Linked DNA regions of Mus musculus: region 2 is linked to region 1. A link is a loop called in an ENCODE intact Hi-C map of the cell type or tissue named here. Cell type or tissue: heart. All regions are shown on one strand. Links, peaks and the distances in the headings refer to the core of each region. The heading gives the core; the rest is flanking DNA.

What was found. Peaks named below come from ENCODE experiments on the same cell type or tissue, not always from the same donor. Only the 100,000 strongest peaks of a DNase experiment are listed, where the experiment ranks them.
Region 2: a loop joins it to region 1, with 2.7 times the contacts of the local background. A loop is called at or near these places in 2 of 42 quality-filtered maps.

What each region holds. Positions count from the first base shown.
Region 1 is chr5:75,827,663-75,842,639 of GRCm38, reverse strand. No RefSeq gene overlaps it. Among named protein-coding and RNA genes, the nearest start is that of Gm32727, 140 kb to the left of the region's middle. In heart, for the core only: no CTCF peak of the experiment used is centred there; DNase peaks (open chromatin) are centred at 6,829, 7,309 and 7,709; H3K4me3 peaks cover 639 bases; H3K27ac peaks cover 520 bases; H3K27me3 peaks cover 210 bases.
Region 2 is chr5:75,587,186-75,602,162 of GRCm38, reverse strand. All of the region lies in intron 1 of Kit (KIT proto-oncogene receptor tyrosine kinase), which reads right to left. Among named protein-coding and RNA genes, the nearest start is that of Kit, 20 kb to the right of the region's middle. In heart, for the core only: no CTCF peak of the experiment used is centred there; no DNase peak of the experiment used is centred there.

The DNA.
Region 1 (14,977 bases), core at 4,793-8,792:
TAATTGTGAAGGAGACATGGGCTCAGGAGTCCTGGGCTGCAGGACCAGTAGCAGAAGCTACCTACCTTGATCTTGCAGAGAAGTGGATTGGTTTGCTAAGGCCACCTAACAAAATACCACAGACTTGATGTCTTGTTATCAAATACATTTTCTCACTGGCTAGAGATTCAAGATCAAGTTGGAACAGGTTTGGTGTCTTCTGAAGTCTTTCTGTCCTCTTGCTGTGTCCTCATGGGGATCTTTATACACACATAGCCCTGATGTCTGTGTGCTCAGATTTATTCTTTTGATAGGGACAGCAGTCAGAGTTGGTTAGGACTGAGTTAATAGTATGTGCCCGCTTAAGTAGACCATGAGACACCCTCCTATCTGATCTATCTTCTTCTGGAGTTCCTCGGGAGGCTACTTTTGCATCAGCTTGGCATTCACATTAGGAGACAGAGGGAAGCTGGTTTCTCCTCCTGTTGTGGGTGGCTCTCATTCAACCAATTGAAAGCCTGAGACCAAAAAAAAGTTGTTTTCTTCTCTGAATAAGAAAGAATTCTTCCTGGAGGCTGGCCTTTTCTCCAGGTTCTTGGCTTGTGCTAACCTTGGAACTCTCAAGGAAACATCAGCTCTCCCCAAGCCTCTACCTGGCAGCCCTCAGGCTCGCACGTACACAGTTATTTCCCTTTGGTATCCGGCCCTTTGCTTGGATTGAAGCTCTCCTGTCAGCCTCCCGTCTCCAGCTTACCCTGCAGCTCTTCAGCCTTGAGATTTTGCTGGTCTCTCTAACTGTCTAAGCCAATTGCCTCAAGCGTATTTGTGTGTGTGTGTGTGTGTGTGTGTGTGTGTGTGTGTGTGTGTGTGTTCATGTCCTTGTGTCATGGGTGCATCCTATTGATTCTCTTTCCCTGGAGAATCCTGTTCAACCAGGTGCCAACTCAAGAGTCTTTTGATTTAATCACCTGGGTTTCCAAAATACACTCTTGGATAGTGGGAGTTTGGGCTCTGATACCTGAACTCGGACAGGATCCAACTTGGTTCCTAACGACCATCAGAGAATCCCCTCTGTCCTTGGCATTGCTCTTTGCTGCAGGGAGTGTTCTTGACTGCTGACTTAGAGTGAAAACTCACTAAGTTGCTTAGCCCATGAGAAGATGAGAAGGCGTTGGGACTCTATTCCTCCAGAGCAAGCTATAGTTCCTCCTATTTTCAAAGGATCTGGAACCCATGGGCTAATGTGGATATCAATGATGTCAAGGTGGTGGCTAACTTTGGGGCCTCTCCCCACCACACCTTAGTTTGTGCACTTCCAGATGCCTTTAAAATAGTGCCATTCACCCTTGCTGTGAAGGTCATCCAGACAGGGAGGTGTCATTTGGCTTGGAGTGGGGGTGGGGTGACCCCACAGCCACAGAACTTTCCAGCTGAACCTATTGAAATGTCCTGACTGCTACCCAGCCAATGTCAGCTGCTAATTTGGAAGAATTAATGCAGTAATAATTGGGCCATATTCACAAGCACTAATTTCTTTCACTATACCAAATCAAGACTCACAATGGTTTCAAAATAAACATGCCATTCCCAAGAGGTTGAGTCCCCCACACCAGCAGCTGGATCCTGAATGGCTCTGGAAGTGTCTGGGTGGCCCAGTGATGGGACTCAGTCCTCAGTGTGATCACTTTGGATCTGACTGGACCTGGCCATATTTTAAAGAGGAAGAAGAGGCTGAACCTTGTATCTGGGCAGCATCCAAGGATGGCCCCACAGGGAGAACCCTTTTCAGGGGTCTTTGTCTCCACAGTAGGTGCGGTACTTGTCATTCTTGTCTCCGGGGAAGCTGTTACTGTTCCAGTCTTGTTGAGGGGAGCCTGGAGTGCCACTGCAGAGTCACTGGAGCTAGAGGCCCTGAGAAAGCAGATTCATACACTCCCAGGTCAGCTGGCAATTAAGCCTAGAAGGAAGTATCTAACAGACTCTCACATGCAAGCAAACAGGAAAACCAAAGAGAGGAGGACAAGCGAGCCGGTGTGCTCATCTATGCTGGGCTTGTGGGGGAGGCTGCAGATCTCAGATGCTGATAAGCAAGGATGGACCAGATGGGTGAGTGATGCTAAGTAAGGAGTGTGTGCACGCGTGTGTGCCTGTGTCCGTGCATCTGTGTGCATATATGTGTGTGCCTGCGTGTGTGTGTGTGTGTGTGTGTGTGTGTCTGCACACTCACGACATGGCTCTGCAAGTACAATATGAAACTGGCTGGTGGAGACTGAAGATGTCCTGTCATTCTCACTAAGAAATGTTCTATGTAAAGTCACAGAGGTCATAATTTCTCTGCCCTCTTCCCTCCCACACATCCATGCTCATTTTGTGAGCATCTTCTCAGGCCAAGCCCTAGTATTGATGCTGGGGACCAGAGCAGACATAGCTCTTGTCTTTATCCTCCTCCCCTGCTGGGTATTTCTCTCCTCCCTTCTGCCTCCTCTGTTTCTCCCTATCCCCTCTAGGGTTAAAATCTCCATGACTATTGTGAGAAACTTAATATTCTGCCCAGTGGCGTCACTGCTTCCGGAACTCTCATTAGTTAATCTCCAAGTAAGTAACTCAGGATAGAATCCTACCTATTTCTCCCATCACTTCCGTGTGTAAACACAGGAGGGTCTCCCACCCTGAGATGTGGCTCCCTAATTTGTTGCCTAGCACCCCACTCAGGCTTATAACATCAGTGTCTTATAAGACTTCTTCCAAATTCCCTCCTCTTCCTTCCTCTGCTTATCCTGTCAATCAGGATGAAAGAAATTAAGTTGTGTGAGTCTGGGCATCTCCCTGTGGTACCAGCTCATAGCCCCAGAACTGTGGGCAAGCTTTTAGGTCTCCATGTTGCCTGGGTCTGGACTCAGATGCAGAGAGCCATGCAGGATGAGACTTCCAAACCACCTTCCACTCTCAGGAGCAACGACATTGCACATGGTGCACTGGCTGTACACTGCACAGTGAGCACAGCCGAGGGGCTCCTGCGTGTAACACTCCCCTGCTCACAGCCCCCAGCCATGGGCTCTGTGCAGAGCTGGGGTTTGTCCCCACGGAAGAAGGATTTTGCTGTTATACCTGAACCATGCTGTTGACCCTGAGTACACATCTGGGTAGAAGGGACACCTGTTTTCAAATTCATAGAGGAGCTATATCTGTCAACTCTGATTAGAACAAAATTGCAAACTGACTTTTAAACATTTTTTTTGTGCGTGAAAATGTTAGTTTCAGGGTCTATTTTAGAATCATCATGGAGTTAGTGCTATTTCTTTTCTATTTGATCCCAGACCTTATTCTTGTGTGTCTGCTAGGCCCTTGGGACTGCAAGAGAGAGCTAGTGTATCCCTATCTTGGCAGTGGTTAGCTATTCTTACCACAATGACTTTGGCCCTGGCGATGTGATGTTTTGGTTAACAGATTGTGGGCAGCCAAGGTGTAGTAATAATACACTTTTAAAATCCCACCCAGCACTTGGAAGGCCTAAACAAGTGGCTCACTTCTAGCTAGCTTTAGGATAGCTTAGGCTATATAATGAGTTCAAGGCTAACCTGAGCTACATATTGAGAACCTGTCCAAAAAAACAAAACAAAACAAAAAACAAAAACAAAACAGAACAAAACAAACCAAAATAAAACCAGGAAATAAAGTCAACAGAGTGGTAACATGCTAGTTATAAACTGAGGCTACTTGAATCATGGTTCATCCTGCCAGCCTTCCTATGGTCTGCCTTCTACAGTGAGCGTGCCCTCAGTTGTTACCCTTTAAAACCAGACAGGAACAGAACACCTGAGCCTGACTCAGAGCTTGGAGGCCAGACAGAATGGCCAACAGTAGCTGACTGTAGCCAAACCACAGCGAAAAAACAAGTGCCCGTGACCCAGGACTGTTTGGTACGCAGTCCTATCACAGTAACGGTTAGCATCTGTATTGCCAAGGAAAGGGTCTCATGTAACCCAGGCAGGCTTGAACTTGCTATAGAGTGACCTTGAACTCCTGGCCTTCCCATCTCAACTTTTCAAATGGCAGGATTGCCTCGGTCTACCACCATGCTTAGGTTTGCCTAATTTGAAAACACAAAAAAGTCTCTGTCGTGCCCTCTGGGAAGCCACATGTGCCATTGCAAGGTGGCGCTGGCTACCACTGGCCACCACGCATAAGTTTGGGCAAACAACCAATGTGTACATATGCAGTAAAGTTTTTTGCCAAGACACTGCCTGGCCTGGGCATGATAATGAGGTTCTGAGAGTATAACCAATCAGATGTGAGACATGCAAATGAGGTATGTTAATGAGGTTCTGTGAGGTACTGAGAGAGAATAACCAATCAGATGAGGAACATGCAAATGAGGTATAGTGCATAACCAATCCGGGTGTGAGACATGCCTCTCCTAGGCCTATATAAGCAGCACCAGTTCTGGGCTCGGGGTCTCTTCGCCTCTGCAATCAAGATCTCCCATTAAACGTGTGCAGAAGGATCCTGTTGCAGTGTCGTTCTTGCTGGCGAGTTGGGTACACGCAAGAGTGCCCTAAGGTGTATTTCTATTCTATATAAAAGAAAATAATAACGGGTTAAATGACTTGAATGGACTAATATCTGGTATATCCAGCATTAATGCCCATATTACCTCATTCTACAGCTTGCTACCTTTCTGCCTTTCTCACGTTGTTCGGGCCATTTTGTTCCTAAAGATATTTTAAGTAAGTAATTTATTGTTTGGTTTTATTTTTTTAAGTGTGTATATGTGTACATCTGTGTAAGGGTATGTGCAAATATACTACATGTATGCATGTGTACACATGCGCTGCTTGTACATGTTTGTGTGGATGCATGTGCATATTCACAGCATGTATATGTTTTTATGGACTCGTGCATATGTTTTACATGTATATGTTTATGTGGATGCATGTGTATATGTGATGGATGTACTTGTTTGTGTGGATACATGTGCATATGTGTTGCATGTATGTGGATTCATGGGTATATGTGTCCTATGTATTTTTGTGGATGCATATGCATATGCACCAAATGTACATGTTTGTGTGGACACATGTATGTATGTGCTGCATGAGCAGACCAGAAGGTGTCGTCATCCTCTCTCACCATCCACTTTACTCTTTTGAGACAAGGACTCACTGCACTGAAGCCCGTTACATTCACCGAGCTGGGTGATCAATGAGTGTCAGGAGATCTGCCCGTCTCTGCCTCCCCAGCCAGGGGTCATGCGTTGCATGCCTCTGCTGGCTTTTACATGGATACTGAACATCCAAACTCAGGTCATCATGTCTGCCCAGTCAGCACTTTACCAACTGTGCCATCTTTTCTGCCCCCTCAAGATCTCTATCGTGCTAAAATGATGCTATAATAGCAAGTAAGTTTCTTCTGCTTACCAAAGCCGAGAAGGAAACAATGGACCGCCATGTTGCAAGCCTGAAAAGTGTCCTTTCTTTCAACTTGTCAGCTTACACCACGTTCTGTCTGATACCCTTAGACCTCCGTTTCCTCCTTTGCCCACTTGATACTTGATGCTATTCATCTTTTTAAGGTTTCCACTAGGACTCCAATCTTTTCAGGCTGGGAAGCCCTGTGCTGAAGGCCAGCTTGGCTTAGCACCTTGCATGTTGTCAGTACAACAAGCCAGAGCCAGATGCAGCTCACTGAGCCGAAGAGCAACCTCTCTCCTGACAGCTTCGTGGGCAGAAAAGACACCTCCATCTGATGTGTTGTTCAGAGGAAAAGGCAAAGCGGAGTACAATGTGTATTGTATGCTATTATCTGCATATCTAAGAAGCAAGTCCATCTTTGAATGGTACATCTGTGTAGAAAAGTGATAGTTCCTCAGGTGGCTGAATTTGATGGCTGCCATGGTAAAAAGAAGCAGGAAAGGATGAATTATGGCTGACTATGCCTTTAATGCTTTTTATATTGCTTTCAAAATATGGATAAACTCTTTAAAGGAAAGGTATCTACCTCAGCCTATCATTTACGTGACTGCCATGTTTGTGTCTTAAATCTGCAGACATTAAAAAAAAAAAAGAATTATTTATTTTCTGCATAAGAGTACACCATAGCTGTCTTCAGACACACCAGAAAAGGGCATCAGATCTGATTACAGGTGGTTGTGAGCCACCATGTGGTTACTGGGAATTGAACTCAGGATCTCTGGAAGAGCAGTCAGCACTCTTAACTGTCAAACCATCTCTCCAGCAACAGATCTTCAGACTTTTACAAAATGATTTGAGAAGAGGAATTAGCCCAAGAGGAGGAGGCACTTTCTGGAATATTCTCTTTTTTTTCCATATTTGGGGCCATATAAGCATCCTGTAAGTCCCCGAGTGAGGACAACAAGGACAAAAGGAAGTGACCTGAACAGTAGCCCTTGGCTTCTACAATCGAAAGTGTTGCCTCGTTCACAGGCCCCAGTCTGTAGAGCCAAAGACCCAACCCATTCAGTTGGGTTTATGTTTAAAGACGCAACATATCCTCAGATTTTACTCTGAACAGGACAGTTCATTTGAACGTTGCCAAAGCCCTAAGCCTTAATGTTGCACGTGGCCCCGAAGCATGTTTTTCTGTTAAATTATAATCATCTCACCGGAGTAGATTGATTGTTTCAACAACAGCCATCTATGTCCATTCATAAAAAAAAATAAATAAAGCAAAGTAAATAAATCAACTTCCAAATCGCGTCCTTCTGCAAACACCAGCTGCACAGGAAGAGGAAGGCAGCCTGCGAGCAGCCCCTGGAGCACAGGCTGGGCTGGCGGTGGAGGAGAGCGGAGCCAAGCTGCTGCCAATACCATCTCCAGCCCACAGGAAAGAACCTCGGCGGAAAGCGAGGAGGCAGAACAATTGTGTGAACTTAGCTCCGGTTCTCACCCGCGAACATCTGGCCACCGCGTCATGTGTCATTTATTTGATTCAAACCTGATCTGGGATTACGCACCGTGACACTCTCTTCAAGAGGGCCGGGAAGGACGCCATCAGAGACGAGGGAGCACAGAATCACCTCAGTAGCAGAACAGTGGAGCGGCTGAGAAGCTGGGTTTCTGAAATCACCCATTCACGATGTCCATAATCCTGCCCACTCTTTTAAGGGGGACATCAAATAAAAGCTGGAAGCCAAGAGGTCTCTGGGAAAGCCCTCCTGTTGAGAACCGCAGGAAAAACCAACCGCGGAGGAGGATGTCATCTTGGGATTGGCCCTTCGGAGGGAAGAGCACTGCTTTAAACAGTGTGTTTGCAAACACAGATGTCAGGGACAGGCAGTTTATTTTTAGAGTTCCGCATATCACATTTCCCCACACTGATTCCCTTTCTTATCTTTTTCTGCATCAGAACAGCCAAACAGGATTCGAGTGATGCTTTGAGATGGCTCAGTTCCCTGCATTGTGTCTAGAGCCTCGAATGCAGCAGACGCTTAGCTCCAACGTGGCTGTAGTGGCTTCATCCTCACAACTTCGGTCTTTGAACTGGAAGACTTTGGATAACCGTCTCGTGGGCTTATTCGCTGGCAGTTACAAATCAGTCTGGTGGTAATTATGCCTGCAGATCAGCTATTAAGTTTATGTGCTTGTCAAAATTTGACTCTATGCTCCATTGAAATGTAATTAGAGCCACTTAGAGCTGGTCAGACGCCAATCTTAAGACTCTGACTGATCTTGATGACTACAGGATTCGTGTTCAGCTCACCCTGGGACACCCTTCCGCTATTCCACAGACATCAGGGACTGGGAGAGCAGGACACCAAGCTGAAAGGAATTGAAAGCCCTGAGGAGCCAAGGAAATCCAGGGAGGTCAGACGCCAAGTCTTACATTTCCTCTGGGCAGAAGCTACTGATGGCAGGATTTTAGATTGGAGGAGACTGGGCTGGCATACCATACATGTAAGAGACTTGAAGAGTTTTTAGTTAACAGTTTACTCTCTCTATAAAAACTCAGACAGGACTTACAATGCACTAACCCTGCTCTAAGTGTTTTGCAAGTATTTACTGCTTTTGTTCCCAAGGCGATGTTCTACATAAGGACGATCATTATACCCAATTATTAGGTGGGACATTGAGTCATAAAAAATTAAAATAACTTGCATAGAGCAAAAGGAAGACTTTTAAACACTTCTTCCACCAAATACGTTATTTCCTCTGCTAGAGATGTAACCCCCCACTCCGTTTGTTTGGCAAACTCTTCCTCCTCCTTCAGCATTAAAACTCAAAGGCCACTTCATCTGCCGTCAATGAACTAGTGACCTGGCCTTGATTCTGACTTCCTCTACCTCTCTGGCGAGGCTTATGCACGTCTCTGCTAGCCATGAACACATTCTGTTTCAGCAATTTAACCTCTCTGTCTGTAAGTCAAAGGCCACATCTTACACTTCTTGGCTTCCCTCTCCCGAGTATATACTGCCTGGAAACCAGCAGGCACTCTTGCAAATTCTGCCTCAAGCTCCTTATCAGACTCCATTCTCACTTGCCCTTTAGGATCCAGCATAGAAATGAGCTCTTGTAGAAGCCATCCTCCCCCGATAGACCTGGGCTCTGATGCCTCTCCTGCCTCATTGTCAAGTCACCGCGGTCCTGTGTACAGCATGACAGGACAGTAATGCCTGAGTGCCTGCCTCAATCACAGTTATTAGGTTCTTAGTCTGCCTCAGTTTACTGCTTTGTAAAAACAGAGTGAAACCGATACCCCATAAGCTTTCTGCATGTTTTTTTTAAAAAAGACTGTGTATGTCTGTCTGTCTATCTATCTATCTATCTATCTATCTATCTATCTATCTATCTATCTATAGGCAATCTTAAAAAGGAAGCCATAAATTTGAAAGACAGCAAGGGGGAAGGGTACATAGGATTTGGCGGGAGGAAAGGAAAGGGGAAGATAAAGTAATTATATATATAATTATATATGAATATATAATATGTATTATGCACATGAGGTAATTATAATCTATAATTATATAAATATAGAAAGGATTATAAAAGATTTGTTTTATTTTATACAAAACATTTTATTTTATTTTATTTGTTTTATATTTTATTGTTTTATATGAATGTGGCTGCCAGGGATTGAACTCAGCTTTGTCAAGCTTGGTGGCAGTCACCTTTACCTGCTGAGCCAGCTCATCAGCCCATGATCTATCTACCTTTGTAAAAATATGAAAAGGAGAAAACTGGAGCTGAAGATGTGACTTATAGGTTAAAAGCACTTGCCACTCTTTCAGAGGACCCAGGTTCAGTTCCTATCGCTCACATGGTGACTCACGACCATCTGTAACCCCAGCTTCAGAGGATCTGATACCCTCATCTGGCCTCCACGAACACCAGGCACTCACGTGGTGCACATACATGTATGCAAGCAAAGCATTCATATGTATAAAATAAAAATTAATAAATCCTTTCTTGAAAATCCTTCATTTTGCTGATGGGATATACTTGCATTTTAATAGTATTTTTTTGTAAAATTAAAAAATATTAGATTGTAATACAAAAGATGGAATCAACTCCTCTTGGTTGTTCTTTATATGAGTGCCTTGGTACTCAAGGACCTACCGATTGCTATTAAATAAATGTTTACAAATGCTTTTAAAATAAAAATAAATAAATAAAGTTGTGCAAAGCTTTGAGGGTTGTCCCAGGCAAAAGTCAACAAGACATTCATCCATTGTAAATTTAGTGATTATTTTTTTTTTTATTGATTTACCTACTTATTTGCTAAAGGAATTATATGTCATCAGTTTTTCAAGAATAGGTATAAACATTTCCCCTGGGCAGAAGCTACTGATGAATCAGCTACTGATTCACTAAAGGAATTAGTCAGTGAACAAATGCAGAAGGTGTAAAAGTCACCTGAGGACAACTGGCCAGAGTGCAGAGAGCGCGTGCAGGCTGAGATCCCAGCCGCAATAACTGTCTGTACCATCAACACCCCAGGGCTCAGGAGCCATCACAGAGAGGTGGGCAGAAAGTCGTAAGAGCTCAAGGCTGGGGAGAACCAGAGTGAAACAGCATCTTCTGAACATGGCAGGGCCGTTGTACTCACGATCACAGGGCAGCTGTGGTGCTTATGTAAGACCTGAACCAGATCAAGCTGGCCAACATTCCAGCACTGGGTGGGCAGGCATTAGTCAGCTCACACCCTTGAGGAGTCGTAGAGGGTTGATGGTTTCTGGGGGAGGAACAGTCAGGTCTTTTCAAGGGGATTGTCCTGGTGGGTCAACCAAGCTCCAGGAGATGGCCTTGAACCCATGATGTATGAGCAGAACAGATTGGACTCAGTGGGTTGTGGGAGGATAAGGGGGGAATCTGAGAGCACTTAGGAGAATAATGGGGGCAAATGTGGTCAATGCACATTGCATGAAGTCCTCCAAGAATTAATAAAAATGTGGTTTTTAAAATCACATGAATAATTGCATTAATTCAGTTTTCAGTTGTCATAAATGACCACCTTAAGGGGGCGGCATCTCTGCCAATGGGTTATAGGCACCCTTTGCTTCCTTGGCTATGCAACCTGAGGAAAGTGATGGGTTCTCATAGCTTCCAATCAGAAATGTTTTGAGAATAAAGCCTGCTAACACTTGAAAGCCAGAGTTTGGTGAGATGGAGAGGATCCTTTAAATGCTAAAAGCACAAATTTGCAAGCACCCATGCCAGCTCTGGATTGATTTGCTGGAGCTGACACCATGGGATGCTAAAGCTGTCCCCACTGAGGCCCCCTCCCCCAACCCCATTCATATCAGAGCCAGGGACACAGTAAATGATTGACATTTAAAGTGTCCGGATTTGGGTGTTGTTTTTACACAGTAGTCAAGGCTTCCTTTATTTAAGTCAAGCCCAGTCGTTATTTACGTTCTTATTTTTTGCTAGTAAAAATGGCGCTTGCTGGGGAGATGACTCAGCGGTGAAGTGGTTGCTGAGCAAGTGTAAGGAATGGGTTCAGATCCTCAAGGCTGTGTAAACACTGGGCATGGCTGTACACATCTACAATCCAAGGAAAGGGGGTAACCGGGAGGCTCTGGGGACTCGTGGGCTGCTAGGGTTGTAAATGGTGATCTCTAGATTCAGTGTGAGACCCTAGCCTAAGAACATAAAGTGAACAAGAAACTGAGGAAATATCTCAACATCAACCTCTGGTCTCCATATATAACCACACAGGTGAATAATGCCCCCATCCTCAACACACACACACACACACACACACACAGACATACACATACATATACACAATACACACACACACAGACATACACACAAACACACACACATATATACACACACATAGACACATACACACACATACACACAGACATACACACACAGACATACACACAAAAATAAACACATACCTACACATACACATAGACACACAGACACACACATACAAAAACACACACATATACACACACATAGACACATGCACAACACACTCACAGACACACAGACACATACATATACACACAGACACACACACTCAAAACAACAGATATACACACATACACACTCAGACAGACAGGCAAACACACACATATACACACAGAAACACACATATATACACTTACACACATATACACACAAATAAACACACACAGACACACAGAGAGACAAATACACACAAGACACACAGAGATACATAGAGACATACACAGACACACACAGAGACACATACATACACACATACACACACATACAGACACACAGACACACACATACATACATACATACATACTCACACAGACATACACACACACACACACACTCACATTCACACGACACACAGACACTCAGATACTTACATAGACACACACACACACACACACACACACGCACACACACACTGAAGCTTGGTAGTGTGAGCCTTAAGTTTCACAATCACTCCTGGTGGAGATGAGCACAAGATATGATTTAAAGAACTTGTCTCCAGCACAAGGAGAACATGGTCAGTGTGGAGAATACCTGATGGCATCTGACTTCCAGCCCAGGAGGCAGGTAGAAAGCATGAGGCCTGATGTCAGCCCCCTGGAGAGGAGATGGGGAGGAGGCAGGGGACAAACTAGTAAGGCTGTCTCTGCATCTGCAGCGAGCCTGTGTCTATCAGTCAAGGAGGGACCACGTCCTCAACACAGAGATTCAGCAGGGGATGAAACAGATGGTTCCTGTCACTTGAGGTCTCTCCAAATAAGTAAACCATGCAGTGTGTCAGACACTGACGGCTTCTCTGGAGAAAACCAGTGAAAGGGGGGAGGGGCTGAGAGCACCTGTGGTTTGCCAGTTTAGGAGGGAAGTCCTTCCTGAAAAGATAAGAGTGATTAATGACTCAAAAGCAGGGGGTAGGGAGGAGGGGAAAGAGAGAGGAGGGGAAGAGAGGGGGAGGGGAAGGTAGAAGGGAAGAGGAAGGGGAAGATAGAGGAGGAGATAGAAGGGGGGGTACAAGGAGAGGGAGAATGAGAGAGAAACAATGGTGTGTATGTTGGACACAAAAGTCGAGAGCAAGTGCCAAGGCTCCCAGACAAGAACATTTATGAGTGTTGAGGGAGCAGCAAAGACAGCCAAGTGGCAAACAGGGAGTGACTGGGGGTATTGCAATGGTGGGGCTCTCTGCCTGTGTGGCAGTCTGTGTCAAAGGTTGGCGGCTTAGCTTCACCCTGTTCATAAGTCTACAAGATGGGCATAGCTTGGTGGGGGCAACTTGTCTCTATTCCATGGGACATTAGCTGGGATAGCCTTGGAACGTACATGTTGGCTATAAACTGGAAGCTCTGTGTGGAACTATTAGCTGGGGACCTCCATCCTATCTATGTAGGATGCTCCCCAGGCTAAGACTGCCTTACCCATGGTAGCCATGTCCCAGGGGCAAGTGTTCCACATGACAGGCCACAGAAGCTGCCAGAACCTGTTCGTGAAAGAGGTCATGAAGGCCAGAAAGGGAGGTCTCCTGCCTCTCACTGGGAGGCATGGCAACTAAGTTAAATATCATATTTTAAAACTGTTATAGAGAACACATATCTTTAATACCAGCAGTCAGGAGGCAGAGGCAGCCTGATTTCTTTGAGTTCAAGGCTAGCCTGGTCTACATGGTAAATTAAAGGCCAGCCAAAGCTGAGACCCTGTCTCAAAACCAAACCAAACCAAACCAAACCAAACCAAACCAAACCAAACCAAACCAAACCAAACCCCAAATCTTCTTTCCTGGAACTTTTTGAGCATGGCTGTAATTAAGTGTAGGGTAGGTATTTGCATCCAATGCTCTGCTATCCCCAATATCATTTGGAAAATCTGTCAGGCTGGAGAAGTAGCTTAGCAGTGAACAACACTTGCTGCTTTAGCAGAGGACCCAGGTTCCGTTCCCAGAACCCACATGGCAGCTCACAACTCTCTGTACTTCAGTTCCAGCGGATCCAACACCCTCTTCTGAGCTCTATAGGAATCCAGCATACCTGTAGTGCACAGACATACATGCAGGCAAGCACTTGTATATATAAAATTACAAGTAATTAAATCACTTTAAAATTGACGTAGAGAAGGGAAAAGAAAAAGGGATGCATACACACAAGAGGCTGTCTGTCTAAGGACTGAGCCTTGAGATTCCCCGGCAGCTCTTGGGTCTTGGGAAGGAGATTCGGACGAAGCAGCAAAGGATGCTGAGAAAAAGCAGCCGGTTGGGAGAAAAAACAGGGAGTGGAACGGCTCATGACACCATTGGAAGGAGCGTGCTAAGCAGTGGCAAATAGTCACCTTCTTGATGGGGCTGATGGGGACTGGGGTGAAAACCGAAGGTTGACAGCTGGACTCAGCAAAGTAGAGATGAACGAAAAGTTTGACAGTGTCAAAGCCCCGTCACGTGGTGAATGTGATGAGGGTGGAAATGGAGGGCGATTAACAACTTGTTCAGGGGTTTAGTGATCAAGAGAAGAATGCTTGAGGTTAGTTGGAGGAAGAACTGGGACAAAGGAAGGTCTGGGTGGGAGAAATAACAATGTTCATAGGTTGTTGGATGAAGCCAAGAAAGAGGAAAAAAAATCCAGAGGGAACAAGGACTGTGGTAGCAATGTCGGTGGGCAGCTAGAGGGCGTGGCTTTGGCTGGGGGAGTGGTTTGCTCATTCACAGAGGTTGGAGAGTAGGAAGACATAAGTGGAGGTGGTGTTTGAAGTTCTTTTCTGATTGCTTCCATGTTCTGCTATGAGAAGACAGGATTAGGGTCCTCCTGCAAGGATGCAAATGGAGGTTACGGAAGCGCAAACCATGAAAGTTCACATTTGATGTCGGCAGTTCTGAACTTCAAATGACACTCAACAATGACCTTAGCTTCTCCAGCTAAATTCAGCTGCACAGATTCAGGCACAGAAGAGGCAGAGAATTACAACTAACCATCACTGGGTTTGTTTCCAAGTTCATAAAATGAAGCATAAGAGAGAGGTAAGGGATGGAGTGTCTATGCAGAGAACGTTTAGCCGTTGATCTTGGAGATCAAGCTGAGTCAGGAGGGAAATGGGGACCCAGCTGAGGTGAAGGCCCAGGTTATGGCTCATGTCTGTGGGGCTGGAGACTTGGAGGAAAAACACAGGCAAAGAGCTGGAAAGATAAGGATCCGGTGAGAGGGAGGGTGGTTGAGCTAAGCTCATAGCGGGTTATAGTGATGGAGAATGACGAACTGGAAGGTATGACAGAAGTGGAGAGCTGTGTCATGGGATGAGAAGACACTGAGATGCTGGGTAAGAAGAACATAATGAACAGAAATCAATGAGTGGGATCCAAGTTGGCACCCAAATGTGCAGGAATCTGCATTCAAGTGTAATATAATAAATTTTAATAGAAAGTTGGAAGTCAAAAATAAACATAAAAAAGAAAATGAAACTATATGTTATTCTCCTACGCACAAAAAGCCTCTCTCAATAACTGAGGATGTATCATCCCCGTGTGCCTTATATATGTGTGTCATACAAAAATGAGTCATTTTAGAACATCAGCGATTGAATGCTGT
Region 2 (14,977 bases), core at 7,255-11,254, 240 kb after region 1:
CTTTATTCCCAAACCTGTCCAGGATGCATACAGATAGTATATTATGGATCAGTTACATGTATGAAGTATTTGCTGTACACACACACACACACACACACACACACACACGTAAGGGGTGCCTCACTGGGGGAGATCTACTGTTGGATTTAATGTGGGTGAAACGTTTAGATTAGATTAAGATTAGAGGGGGCCTCCAATTTGCAGCCTGTATTCAGCACGCCTGAGGAGAACTTCTTGGGAGGAAACCGAATTACAATCCACAGAGCTTGCATTTGGTGTACGGAGCATGCACAGCAAGGACGGCTGCTCAGAACACCTCTGAGAACTCCTCTGAAACTCAAAAGCAACCAAATCTCAAAGAAAAGAATTTGGCTCCCTACTGAAGATACAGTATGTTGTGTGGCATTTTTTTTCTTTATAAACAAAACAAAACAAAGGTAATACCTGTGTTTGTTACAATGTAGCAATTAACAAAACAGAGGCCCGGCCAGGAATCCTCCTGGCTGGCTGAGCCAGTCTCTGGCCAGCCCCTGCAGTAGTGGTTGGCTCCTGTTTGTTAGCTTTGACTCCCAGGGCCTTATTCTTTTAAAAAAAAAAAAAAAAAAAAAAAAAAAAAAAAAAGAAAAAAAAAATCCCTGCAACGCCTGGAGTTCTAGATGGGGTTAAAAGTGAGGAAGTCATTTTAAAGTCTTTCCTTCTTTGTAGGTAAATATAAGGAACCAGATAAAGAAATGGTTGGGAAGGAAACCTACGAAGTCTAGTTTTGGAGAAGTAGGCCAGGAGAAGACAGAGCCTCTAGACCTTGTAGCTCAAATGTTCCTCAGTTTCTGTGCTTAGTTACATTTATAGTAAAAAGAAAGTCTGACGGCCGGAGTGTCACTTTGTTTTTGACAGACTTTTACAGCCTAGCCCCATAGGAATAGAGTGGGTAAGAACCAAGATGAAAGAATCCTGGTAATTACCTACAACACCCTGGAGTCCTTACAAAGAGGATACTGGGAATAGAACTAAGCTGGGGACAGTAAGGAAGGGCTCAGTGAATGTCACATGGGCCCTCAAGCCAATCCTAGGGATAGGGAGACTCTGGGTCACCCGCACACTAAGGGAAGCCAGGTCACAGAGGTCACTGTCTGTCTGCACGCTGCTCTGCAGAAGCCAATGCCTTCAGCAAGAATCTATCACATAACTAAAAGACGGTGCTGGTGGGCAACCCAGAGCCCTGCACAGAAGACAGATAACATGAATGAAATAGAGAGAGGGGGAGGGAAGGAGCAATGTGTTCCATCAAAGAGGGGAGCAGCTATTGGGCTTCCCAGAAGGACCAAGAAAGGTTCCAGGGGAAGCAACCATGATACCCAAGTCTGGGGAATCTACACAGATGTTTGAGGAAGAGAGCATCTTCAAAGTAGATGGTGTCAGGGAATCAGGGTAAGCTACGCCTATGAGGGGCTGGGCCTGCAGTGAGTGCTCAGCCTCCAGGACAGTCAGCACCAGTCTCTGTAGAGTCAAGTTTCTTAGAGTCCAGGAATGCAGATGGTGCCCAATAAACAAGTAGGCGTAGGGAATGAGAAGGTGTGTCTAAGAGATGGGCCAGTAACCGAGAACACCATCCTACACCACACCACAGCGGGTATGTTTGCTACATGTAGTGTCAAAGACCGTCATCCTTTCCTGTTGTTTTATATATTGTACACTAAAAGGAAAAAAAAAATCAAATGTACTTAGGGTAGCATGTGCTTTGAAATAAATCAAATCACTTTATGCTCAAACTACTAAGACTACCTGCCTTTCAAAGTATCTTCCTGGTCAGTTGTGACCACACTCACACACAGACACAAGACTCTGAGGTCTCCAAAGAGCTTTCTGGGTCATATTTAAATCAGTAGTACAAAGATAACAGTACTGACGGAATTCATCACCAAGGTCATAGAGGTGTAGACAATAAACAAACTCTCCTGTCTCCTAGGCCACAGGCCCCAGGAAACAACCCCTTGTCTAATGCAAATTTCTGTCTAGCGTTCAGAGACGTGATACGTTTTGAGTTGGTGCGGAGTCTGTTGGATTTATGAGCCAACTTGATGTTTCAAGCACTAGCAATGCAGCCGCTTAAGTCAGTTTCAAAACTCCCAAAACAAAGGACAAGGTATCTTTGCAGGGTGTTTTTAAAAGCAGCTCCTGCAGAGAGGTATCTGTCAAGATTGGCTTAAAAGCGAGCTAGCTGGCAGAAGAGAGGAGGAGAAAGTAAACCTAATAAAGTGGGCATGCCTGCAATTGCTACAACAGGTGTGAGCTGGGTCTCCGAGGACCAGCAGGAACTCAGCCCCGCTATTTAACTTAGGGAGTGCTGAGGGCTAAGAGCACACCCGCCTACCACACACCCAGCTGGAGGAGGGACGCTCCCAGCCAGAGACCAATGAAGCCAGTGCTGGCAAAAGGGCTATCCATCCTTGGCTCTTCACCTTAGGAACATTAAGAAGCCATCCTCACTGGAAACTGGGCATGGAGTGTTTGGGTGCCTTTTTTTTTTTTTTTTTTTAACAAGGGCTCAACTTAGTTGGCCCAACTGTGGGCTAACAGTTGTGAGTCTCAGGCTCAGCTAAGCTAGGATATCTGACAGATTGAGTGTATTAATTAAATACATTTATAACTTCTAAGTTTTTTTTTTAAATCAACATTCCTACTATTGTAACGTAAGGAATATCTGCATTAAAGTGAACTGATTAAAGTGAAAAGGGATGGAGTGTCAGCAGAGATCAGAAAGGGGTTCCGGGAGTTCAGAGTTCAAGTTGAACAAAGTGTACGGCCAGGCTGCGGGTGGGATGAGAGAGAGCGCAAGTACAACCCCCCCCCCCCCAGAAAAAGAGCAGCGAGCTGGGGGTTAGTTAGGGTGGGGAGACCAGCCCAGGACCTGCTTTTCCACAGGAGGGAGTCTGCCCTGAGAAAATGAGACTAGAACAAAGTCAGTTGAGAAACAAGGAAGAGCAAGATGGCTGGAGGACCGTATTTCTAAGTGCTTAAGGGGACTCCAGGCAAGCTGGCCCTGGACAGTGAGGAGACAAGATGACACTCGTGTCAGAGGCCTCTGTGATGGAACATTGTGGATGTCAAGTGATTAGAAGAAAAATAGACTTAGGGATATTTGGATCCGTCTAGTCCAAAGTGGTGGTACCTGGAGTGTCTGTGAAATTACTGGGGTTGGGGCTTGGGGTAGATTACAAAGACCAGAGCTATAGACGGCAAGGCCCAAGGTCCCTGAAGGAGGAAGGGGATTGAAGAGCTCCGACAAGCTAGAAGTAGCTCGGGGAATGCTGCATGTGGCCTAGTGGTACAGGAGCCCATACTGGCTCAAGGACACCCAAGTTAGGGTAAGACACACATTAAGCCGCTCATATTTTGGAACGAGTCCTTTGAGGAAAATTTAGCTGTAGCACAAAGTTGACGGAGGCTCTCCGCTGGGACCGACCGAGAGAGGAGTCCAAAGGGAGAAATACCGGTGGAGTGAGGCCTGGCGGATTTGGCCAGGTTTCACAAAAGTAACAGGGGCAGCCTGCAGTCGCATTGCCTAAGAGGCTGGGGTGAGGGCAATCTCAGGGGTCTTGGAAGAAGCGTAGTCCTCCAGCGCCAGAGAAGGAAGCCCCAAGCAAACAGGGGTGCCCAAGCAAGCCAGGGGTGGGAGGCTACCTTCTCCATCCCCTCCTACCCAACTGCTCTGCTGCATGTGAACCCTTCCTGCCTCTGCCTCGCTTCGGCAGTTTCTGCCCTAACCACTGGGCAGGCCCGGGGCTAGAAAATCACCTCCCCAGATCACCTTTCCTGTAGCCTGCGCTTCTGCTTCTCAGCTTTGGGGGTTTGATTGTTACTACTGTTTTAATCTTATCAGTAAAATTTTGCTATGTTGTTCAGGCTGGTCTCCAATGCCTGAGCTGAGGTGATCTCCCATCTCTGTCTCTGGAGGGCCACCAGCTGCGGGCCCAGCTGCACCCAGCTCCTGGCTTTTGTACCCCACCCCACCTCCAACCCCTCGCCAATCTCACTCTGCTGTTAAGAACAACTCGATTCTCCAATTCTCTGAGCTCTCATCTTAGTGGGGTGTGCTCTAACCCCACCCCAAAATCTTAAACACTATCTATCTGGTGGCAAAGAAGACGCCCCAGGCTGCCTGTGCCTTTTGAAAAGCATACCCAAGATCAAAGAGATGTCATGTTCTGCCGCTGCTAAGGGACTGAAAAGGACTCTGAGGGCTTTACACACCAGCTTTCAAGCAGAGCTACGCGCTGATTGAGGGACAGGGTGAAAATGTGAAATGCTTGGTTCGACTATGATTTAATAGTTGTACATTTTAAATAAAACCCATAACGACCTGCGTTTGTTTTCAAGCAACTAGCAAAGGAAGGGCTGCCCCAGGTGGAGACAGATACACAGACGGTCTGAATTCTACTGACAGAAGTCTCTTCACCCAAGAATTAAAGTCCAAAAGTCTCAAGAGCTATGCCAGTCCAGGACCTGCTGATGGTGTAGCCCAGTGGTTAGAGTCCATCTCAGCCACCAAAGGCCCTGCCTTCAACTCCGGAGCACTTCCTATACTGCGGTGGGGCCCCTGGGCCTGCAATCCCAGCCCCTCCAGGAGTCTCAGGAGTTCAAGGTCATCCCTGACATCCATCAACTCCTGGCCCAGCTGGGCTAGCTGAGACCTGTCTCTAAGCTTCTTCTACCACTACAGGAAACTTAGGTGATGGCTCTAGGGTGTCTGCTTAAAATTCCAGAGCTAGCAAGTCTGCCCAGCAGATAAGGCATTTTCTGGAAAGCCTGATCTGAATTCAATTCTGGGATCCACAAGAGAGAAGGAAAGAACCGACTCCTTAAAGTTAGCGTGTGACCTCCATGCACGTGTGTCATGGCATACACATGCCCTTACACATACACACAAAGTAAAAATAGATAAAACTTAAAGATAATTAGGATATAATATAAACATTATTTTGAAAAACCCGGGACCCAGAATCAAATACTTAGAACACAAGGGGTAAAGATAAAGGGTTCTCCTTAAAGATTTGGGGCTGGACATGGAAGGTACTCAAATCCCTGTGGCATAACCAGGTGCCACCAGGTCAGTGATTCCCGGTCCAACACACACCAATGAGGAGGAGTCTTCTTAACTAATTGTTTTTCAGAACTTCTTCCAGATACGGTTTCTAGAAGTTCAGGTTTTCCCAAGAAAAATATTTCCTTTAAAAGAGTCCCTGCTTGCTTATCCTAAGAAAAATCCAACTATGAGTGTCTGAGGAAACAGGACGCCCCCCCTGACCCTGGCTCAAAGACGCCCAAAGAGAGGAAGCTCTCCCCAGCCATTATGAACCTGGCCTTGGGGGAATGAGGCAAGCCCTGGGTTTGACATGGACAGTCTATGTGGCTCCATCGCAGATCTCAGCGGAGGAACTTTCTCATTTCCACTGGGTTTTTCCCCATCGCCCAGCACAGCCCCTGCTGTAAATATGTAGGTTTCCGTGTTTTGATTTCTGGAAAGCACTTACTGTAATGTGAACCAGATAAGCAGCACTAAGGAGTGGTCTCTCTAATAAACACCAGAACAAGAACCCGGCCATCATCTGTGCGGCCATTGGCTGGGGATGGTGTCGGGGGTTGTCTGTCCACATCTTTCAACACCGACTTCCTTAACTTCCAGAACACCGAGAACAAAGCAGGAGACAGGTCAAGAAGGGAGGCAAGGGTCAGCTCAGCCACGCGCTACAGCAGGACAGTCAGACTCCAGGCCACAGACAGTTCAGCATGTCCAGACTCCCAGCTGCCTCCCTGGCTGCACGGCGCACACGGGGCCTGCAGGGATCTACGAAGGAGTTGGCCACAGATCCAGGTCAGGAGGGAGAGGCGTGGCCTGTGCGTGTGGATAAGGTGGTGCCCTCTCGGCTTGCCATGTTCTCTCAGGAGTCTTAGAATTCTGCCACATGCCAATCCTGCAGGCCCCGGAGAGAATGTAAGGTAGTAATGGTGGCAAGCCAAAATATAAAATAAAATAAAATAAAATAAATGACTGCAAATAAAGCTTGGGGGACCTTAGGCTCTGTTTCCAGTCCTCCAGCATCAAGTTCTAATGGTGTCGAATGAGACATTAGGTAAGAAATGATTAACATTTTCACACATCCATGTGTGTGTATGCACACAGACGCATACATATGTACACGCATATGGCAATCGGGGCATTTCAGAAATGTATTAGATAAAATATGCGTAATATTTAATTACCACTTTAACCATTTGTAAGTATGCAGCTGAGAGGTAATAGTAAGGACATTCACGAGGCTGGGCAGTGACTGTCACAGGTCACTTCCACTCGTTTCCTGTCTTCCCCACCCGCCAGCTGGTAACTCTATGCTCCTTTCTCCCTGAGTCTTCCCAATCCACTTTCTATCTCTATGAATCTGTCCTCCTAGGTGCCTGGAATAAGAGTTCGCATGCACTATTAGTCCTTGGGTGACTTCCGTGTTTCCCTCGGAGAGTCACAGAGCCCCGTTTATGCTGTAGCGTGCCAGAACCGCATCCCTATTCAAGGCTGACTAATGCTCCAGTGTGCGCTTGGGCCACACTTCTCTTTTTTTCTCCCCATCCTGACATTTGGATGGTTTCCCTGAGGCATTTTCAACTGCGATCAACACTCTGGAGAGGGGCCTCTCTGACTTTCTAGCTTTGAGAGATGCTGCGCATTAATTATACTCGACTAAACTAGATGAATATGCTAATTTTCCTCATAATGGGCAAGTCAATACATTTTACTCAGAAATATACTCTAAAACCTACTTTTAAAGGAACCTGTCAAGTAAGGGAAATTGTACCTTCCCTTTTCCCACACAACTTGCAAACAGGAAAATTTCCTTCTGTTTCTACTGTCAAGATGTCATCTTACAGAAGTGGGGACTAAAGCAGTCATGTTTCCCACTAGAAATTGTATCTCAGGCAGTTGCTGGAGCAAAGGGCAGAGGCAGTTGTTAACTGTTCTACCACAGGACTTCTATTCCGGGGCGACAGTGCATTGCAGCCCTGGGTAACAGGCCGGGGGGCGAATCCCTACTGAGCCATCTCTACTCGCCTTCCCGTTACCCTGCCAAAGAGGAGAATCTGTTGTGTAGGCGCTGGAGATTTCTAGGAAGACAGCAAGCCTGTGTCGAACTCGCAGGGCTTAAAGGGGCTCCCTGAGGAACTCCAAGCACCCTTCTTGGTGGAAGGCCTTCTCAGAAGGCAGGAAAATAGTCTCTGGTCAAGGGCAGAGGCACAGCCTGGGTGGCCTGCATGCGCTCATCCCCAGAAAAAAAGCAAGGATCAAAAAAAGTTAGCAGTTGTGGCCTGAAGTTCTTGGGAGTGGGTGGTGGTGGTAGAAGGGTAGGGGTGGGGAGTTGTCCAACTTTGTAACTTTATACAGCACTTATTAAAGCCTGACCAGAGGGTATAAGTGCCAGGTGCTGCCCTGAGCTTGGGTAAGCAGGTGACAGCACAGGAATACAGGGACACTCAGTGTAGGTTTCAGAGCCACACAGGGATCCGGAGCCAAAGCAGTGAAGCTTTGGGGAAGCCAACTGGCCTCCCCAGGCCTCAGAGGAGATGACGGAAAGCCATGAGTAGAGTTGTTTGGGATCCTCGCACCATCTCTAATTCCCTTCAGAACCTAGGTAATGCTGCTGGTGATGTCACAGCGAGAAGATAAGGACCTAGTGGCACCTGAAGTACCAGAGAAAGTACCAAAGAAAACACTCCTGGAGCCCGGAGGAAGCAGGAAGGCAGGGGGAGGGAAAGGGGATACAGAATTCCCTTAAGTTAGGAGGAAAATGGTACTTGATGAAGACGTTAAAACTACAGACATGGGAAACAAAAATCACATCCCTCGAGGGCACCAACCGCCCTAGTCAGCTCCGTACATGCCTCCTAAAATCTTACAGCTTTTGTTCCTAAATTGACTGTTCTACTAATTTATTGAACCAAAGCAGAATTTTACAACAGCTATAAGAAAGTATGTTGCGGGGCATGCGGTGTGTAGCTCAGTGGCAGAGTGCTTAGAGAGCAGGCACAAGCAAGACCCCTGGTTCAAACCTTAGCATTGGAAAAACAGAGTATGTGTACAGACACCCAATAATTTCAAATAGTCAATAGATTACTAGTTTCTTTACTCAAAGCAAGATTTCCATAATCATGTGAGCATTTTAACTCCCTGGGTCTTGAAATACCATCTTCAAAAAAAAAAAAGTTTCTTAAGGCTACGCTGTTTTTATAAGTGACATGCGTGAATGTTACTGCTAATGCCTCTCATAAAGACCAATGAGACTGAGTCTTATTTTAAACAAATGCCCCCATCTACGGCTGCAGCTGCTGCTGCTGAGATGGAGTCCCCAAGCTGTCACCTTCTAGAAAGTAAATACAAAGCTTTAGCCAGAGCAAAACCAGTTAACAGGCCAATGGTGCTTCTTTCTTTACATTTTTATTGGTGTGTGTCTGTGTCTGTCTGTCTGTCTACCTCAGTGTGTGTGTGTCTGTCTGTCTGTCTACCTCAGTGTGTGTGTGTGTGTGTGTGTGTGTGTCTATGTGTGTATGTATGTCTGTGTCTCTGTCCATATGTCTGTTGTCTGTGTGCAGACACCCTCAGAAGCCAGAAGAGGGCATTGGGCCCCTGAAGCTAAGGTGGTTGTGAGTTGCTGGTTGCTGGAACCTAACTGACTCCTCTGGAAAAGCAAAAAGCACTTTTAACCATTAAGCCATCTCTCTAGTCCCTGCATCTCTCTTCTGTTACTGTGTGGGAAGAACAGGATACCTCATCACTGCTTCTGGGCACAAAGTGGGTAGCCGTTCTCAGAAGCCCTGGGAGAGTAAGGCAGCACTCCTTTCCATGACAACCTTCCCAGGATCTTTCCAGTGCAGGCTGCTGTCCTCTGACCCTGCATCACAGCATCTCCAAGATCTCCAAGTACAGGTTCTCTCCTTCTGCCATCTCTCCTGGAAGTCTAGCCCTCGAGAACCTGCTCTCTCCTGCATCCCAGAGCCAGAACTGAGCTTAGAAGCAAGCAAGCAAGAAGACGCTACTGCAGCAGCACCAGCTTCCAGTTAGCCCTTCCTAAAACTCAGCAAAATCAGAGCGCTATCATGTAGCCTTAAGCTCAGGTGTTCTTGAAATAAGGGTAAAGGCTAGACCTTACCTCCATCCCCATTACTCAAAAATACCACACTGAAGTCTGGCTGTGTGCTGGGCCCTTAGAGCAACAGTGTACAAGACCTCCCCATGCCCACCCGCGCTGTTTATATTTAGCTCCTGGCTGGGCCATAAACCAACAATTACACAGTTCTATAATTACTGTGTGAGAAGTGTGAAGAGCCGAGAAGCACAAGGGAGCTGACCTGACCCACCCTAGAGGTGGACGAGGATCGTGAAGGGAGACACAGGAGCTAGAAACTGGCATGCACCAAGGAGTGTCAGGGGAAGCACCGTGCTCTGTACCCCAGGTAGTAAGCAGAGGCCAGGAAGCCACATATCTTTACGGAAGCCAGGGCAGCTGTAAGTGCAGAGCGGGAGGCAAGTGTGTGTGGCAGTAGGAACCAGGCCCCGCAAGGGGCTATCTTCATACCCCCACATAGGTGAGCAACACTGGGTGTGTAGTCTCTGGAAGGTTGGAATCAAGGTAGGTACTAACCCTATTTATCCTTTGAAAATACCACCTGCAGCAAGGCCTTGGCTTCGCCTCCCTCATCGCACACGCATGCTTCTGGAAACCTCTGCACAGCCCCTCAGTACTGTAGCTGTCTGCTTTCCTGTCTGGACTAACTGAAACTCCCGTCTACCATTCTTAGGTTGTCAGAAGGAGAACCGAGAACTGCACCCTGTCTGAGCATCGGGGGACTTAAGAGGCCCTGGGCCTTGTGCTGGGATGAAGCCCAGGCATTCTGACCCCCTCATAGCTGGGGGTTCTCAGCCTTCAGCCTGCAGCAGCTTCCTCTGACGGCCTTATTAAATCAAGGACTGGAAACCCATGCTGCTATTATTTCCAGTGCAGCAGGTTTGGGGGAGAGAGCGGGCTGGCGTCTTTACCTGGTCCCAGGCGTGCCTGGTGTGGCTGGTCCTGACCGTTGAAGAACTGGTATGGTAGCCCCCTGACCTACACAGTAGTCAGTCAAAAACAAAACCCAAAACCCCTGAGACTCAGGACACCAGCCATTAGTGTAGCAAGAAGCCGTACCAGGATCTCTATCTTGGAACTCAGGGAAAACCTGCAGAGACAGATTTTCTTGAGTGAGCAAATCTGCCTGGCTTTTACACCTAGAAATCGGCCTCGCGCTGGGTCCCCCTGACAAGCCTTGGCAGCCAGTCGTGCGCGCACAGATTTCTCAAATCCCCGAGCTTTCAAGTGGGAAATGTTACAGAATGCACCAGTCACAGCTACAGGACTCCAGAACAGTGACACTGGTGGCAAAGACAACTTCTGCAGCGCATCAGACCTCAATCTGGCTCAGTGACTCGGAGGGCCTGGCACTCCCCCATCTTGCCATGCTCCCCCTGGGCTGGGGGCCTCCTAGCCCACTCTGGTGCAATATGAAGCACGGGGGTCCCCTTATGCAGGGGTCCCCTTACATGGTTGAACAGGAGGGTTGCCTCCCTCAAATAGCAATAAACTTTGCCTTCGAGGGAGGCAGAGCCTTGCTGCAGCTTCCCTCAGAGAACTCTGAAAAGGGACCAGGCTGCTCTCTCTTTCAGAACCCTATCTTGCTGTCTGCGACACTGGGGCCTGAACTCTCCTGTGAGCTCTCGCCATGCTCTTGTCTGTCTGTATGTATGTAGCATGAATAACCCTTCCAATAAACGTCTGGCTCCCAACAGTCTGTTTCAGGGTCCCCTCAGAGCCCTACACCAAAGCAGCTTTTCTTGGTGAATGGTCGGATACCAGTGACCGTTTTCCTCAATTGCTAATCAGATAATTGCCCGGCAACAGTTAATTCTGTAGCCATTCTACATTCAAACACGCAAAATAGAAAATAATTAGAGCCAAACAATTGCCCTGGTGTAAAAGCACACTAATGGACAAGATGGGTGCATTCAGATTTGATTCAACACTCATCAGAACGCTTGCTGGTGGTCAATTTGCTTAATGAGTGTTCACTTTTCTCTTAATTTTTCTGGGGTGATATTTACTCAGAACCACACATTAAGCCTGCATCCCTTTTCAAGGAATTCTCCCTTGTGGAAACTGATCTGAGTGCCTGTAAGGAACAAGAGAAAAATGCCTGAAACTGAACTGTTTTCTAGAACTGAGAAATACAACAATAAACAACAACAACCCATCCAGTATGTCCACTGAGAAAACTCTAGTTCTTTCTCATAGCTTTAGAATATGACCATCCCTGACGACAGGGAAAGGAAGCCCATTCTAGAATTGTAAGCTTGTTTGTTTGTTTGTTTGTTTGGGACAGAGCCTATGTGGTCCTGGCATTCCTATGTAGACCAGGTTGGCCTCTAGCTCAGGGATCCCCCTGTCTCTACCTCCCAGGTGCTGGGGTTAAAGGCATGTAAGGTGCTCACCTCCACGCCTGGCTAGGAACCTGTTAGCATATTTGAAATCAAGACCAAGTGGAAGAGACTCAAATCGGACGAAGAAAATTTGAGATTTCTGGAAATTTAAATGAATATGTCAACCCCTGGTAACATTTTTTTTCAAATGATTATAATTAGAAATATGCAAACTTTTCCACGGGGGGCAGGAGGGAGTGGAAATGTACCCAATTAGGCAGCAGTGATACCTTTATTATATGGTATTAACCATGTAGACGCGGTGTTAACACTTTCAAAACTAAAAAAAAAAAAAAAAAAAAAAAGACTGTCTCCTTCAGAACTCAAGAATCCTTTACCAGACAGCCAATGGCAAAGAACACTGGTTCTTACCAAGTGTTCCTCAAAGACAACTCCCTAACGAGCTTCCTGCTCTCCTGACTGACTTCCACCATAATGCTCTGTTGTAAACAATAGCGCAGACAGCTGATGTCAGAGGGGCAGGAAGTATTTGCTTTCACACTGATCTGTTTTCAGATCGTTTACAAACACAACTCTTGTCCCCGGCGACAAACGTTTTTAAATTATATTTTTAAGGAAGATTGTGTTTTCAAAGGCGTCAGCCAGTCATTTCATATTTCACTTTGGTCCAAGCTTGGCAAAGCCATAAATTAACAAAACCAAAAGGTAACTTTAAAGAGTTTGGGGGCTGTTCTGGCTTCAGGAGTTACCGGCAATGTAACTGATGAACCTCAGTCTCAAAACTGAGCAAACAGGCAGAATTCGATACTTCAGATGACTCATTGATCTGCATATGATTCAGCGTGCATGTGGGCGCCGCCCAGAGTATGACATCACAGCCCGTGTAAGCCAATGAGCCGAGAGCCCAGAGTATGACATCACACAGACTGTGTGAACCAATGAGCAGAGAGCCCAGAGTATGACATCACAGCACTGAGTGCCTCTATGTGTGGGGCGCCCAGGGTCTGACATCACAACCCAATGTGATTGAGTGCTGGGAGCCCAAAATATGACAACACAGCCCTGTGTGATCTACTGTGTGCCTCCAAGAGGGTCAGGACAAACTACCAGCAGCAAACATGGCAGCTTGTCACACAGTTTATTCTGAGGAGAACCACACAGACCGGAAGTGCAGAGGAGATGGTGACGCATGTGTATTCAGTGTGCTGGAGTATTCTGGAATGAGAGAGGTTGATCCCTAAGAAGTCACAACCCCAGATGAAGCCCCACAAAGGGAGATAGACAGAGCTGGGGATGGGATTCAAGGACAGAAGAGGGGCAAGGAGAAGGAAGGTCTGGAGAGAGGGACTGAGGAGAGGCCGAAAGAGTAAGATTATCGCTTAGTTAAAACAAGAGCAGAGAGCTCCGGTCTGCCATACTTACGAGACAGTATTGACCTGCCCTCCCCAAAAGATCTGCTACTGCATTCCAAAGAGTTGTTAAGAAAAATGAGAAAGCTGGGGGACATCTCTAATGTAGAAAGTAAAGTCTTTCAGCTGGTGGCACACCCTTGAACTTCCAGTATCCAGGAAGGAAAATAAAGAGTTGAAAGCCACCCACAATTACATCGTGGGTTCGAAGCCAGGCTGGCATACATGAAACCTACTTCAAAAAAAAAAAATCAAAGACTGGCATAGTGGATCACGGCTTTAAACCTAGCACTCAGCAGGTACAGGCAGCTGGATCTCTGTGAGTTCTGGTCTGCATAGTGAGTTCCAGGCCAGGTAGGGATACTTGGTAAGACCCTGTCTCAGGAAGCAAAACCAACCCAAACCACCAAAGTACAGAGCACAAGAACAAATACAAGAATGTATCTCAGAGTGCAATGGCCCTTGCTGTAATCCCAGAATTTGCGAGGCTGAGGCCAGAAGATCAGAGTGTGAGGAAAAATGTGACTCTAGATAAATGATAATGGAACTAAAAGGATTTCCAAGAACATGGTAGGTCTAGAAGACAAAGAAAGTCCAACATATGCTGCTGTTGGCTCTGAAGCCATTGGAGAATAATAAAAACTTCTGATCTTCAACAACTCTTTAGTGAGGGAAAATGAAAGCCATGCTTGGGATTTTATGTCAAGGCTGTGGTCTCTTCTCTGAAAAGATGAACTCTCAAAAGTGACTGTCCTGGGAAGAGTAAAGAAAGCATTCCTGTGGGTATCTAGGTAAATGTGTGGCCAAATCAGAGGCAGAGAAAAACCATATTAGTGTATCTGACTTTGACAGCACTTGATGGCAAAAAGACAATACAGGAAAAAAATAAAGATACAAAGATACCTGAGCAAGGACAGGATGGCTGAGGCTTTCTATGAGACATGTGACCTTTCCAGCAAAGACTACAGACAAGCTGCTGTGAGTACATCATTGAGATGCCTCCCAGAGCATCCCTTCAGAAAGAGGCGCAAGACCAGTCATCGCCCCCAACACTGGATGCAGGCTGACTTTTGGCACTAAAAGAAAGTGATAGTGGAGAATAGGTGAGTCCCTGTCTTGGAAACCTGAGAGAGCAAGTTCTGCAAACAGATAATTAGCTGGGGGGGTGGGGAGGTGGGGGGGTGGATACTTCTTCCTTCAAACCCCCAGCTCCTGGCACAAAAGGAACAGAGAGCACACTAGTGGCCGATTTAAATGTCACTCATGGTAGGGAACCAATAGAAAACAGCTCTGGGAAGAGGCAGACAGGAGTGCTTCTAAAGGTCTAAAGGCACCTATTAGAAGAACATCATTGTCACCGCAAATACTCAAAGGTCCACTAGAGAGAACACAATGTCTACCTTTAAAAACAAAAGGTGATCACGATCCACCACTCAATCGACAGCTTACAGGAAATGCAGACACTGAAGCACGCTAATTGTTAGAGGAATGCAATCAGCAAACACGCAGCCTCTTCCACAGGAGCGAAGGCAGAATGAAGCCCACCAAGAAGCAACGTCGGGGAGACCTCCAAACCGAGGCTTGCTCTCAGCGTCAGCCAAACATGTGTAAAACTTGTCTACATTTTTATAGTACTTATGTTCACCAGGGGAAAGGTGAGTACTGAATATTCCACAGCAGGGTAGAGCCGTGTGATTTGTTTTCCTGCTTGAATAGAGTGTCCCTCCCCCATGGGTTGGAAGGCTCGGGTGGGGTGGGAGGTTGGGGTGTCAGTGCAGTGATCAGATGTGACACCGTGACTGTTTACGAAAGGAAATTGGTATTTTAGAGCTACATACTGAAAATATTTCTAGATGGAAATCAAGCTTCATAGGAATGAGATGGTGAACTGGGAAGGGGCGAGGCTCCACGACTGGCCTCGTGGATCTGAGAGCTCAAACTATGTTGTCCTTGAAATGCCACTGTGAAAAAAACCACGCTGGCCAAATGTGGTGACACACACCTGTAGTATCGGCTTTTGAGAGGGGAGGGCAGGAAGACCAGGAGTTTGAAG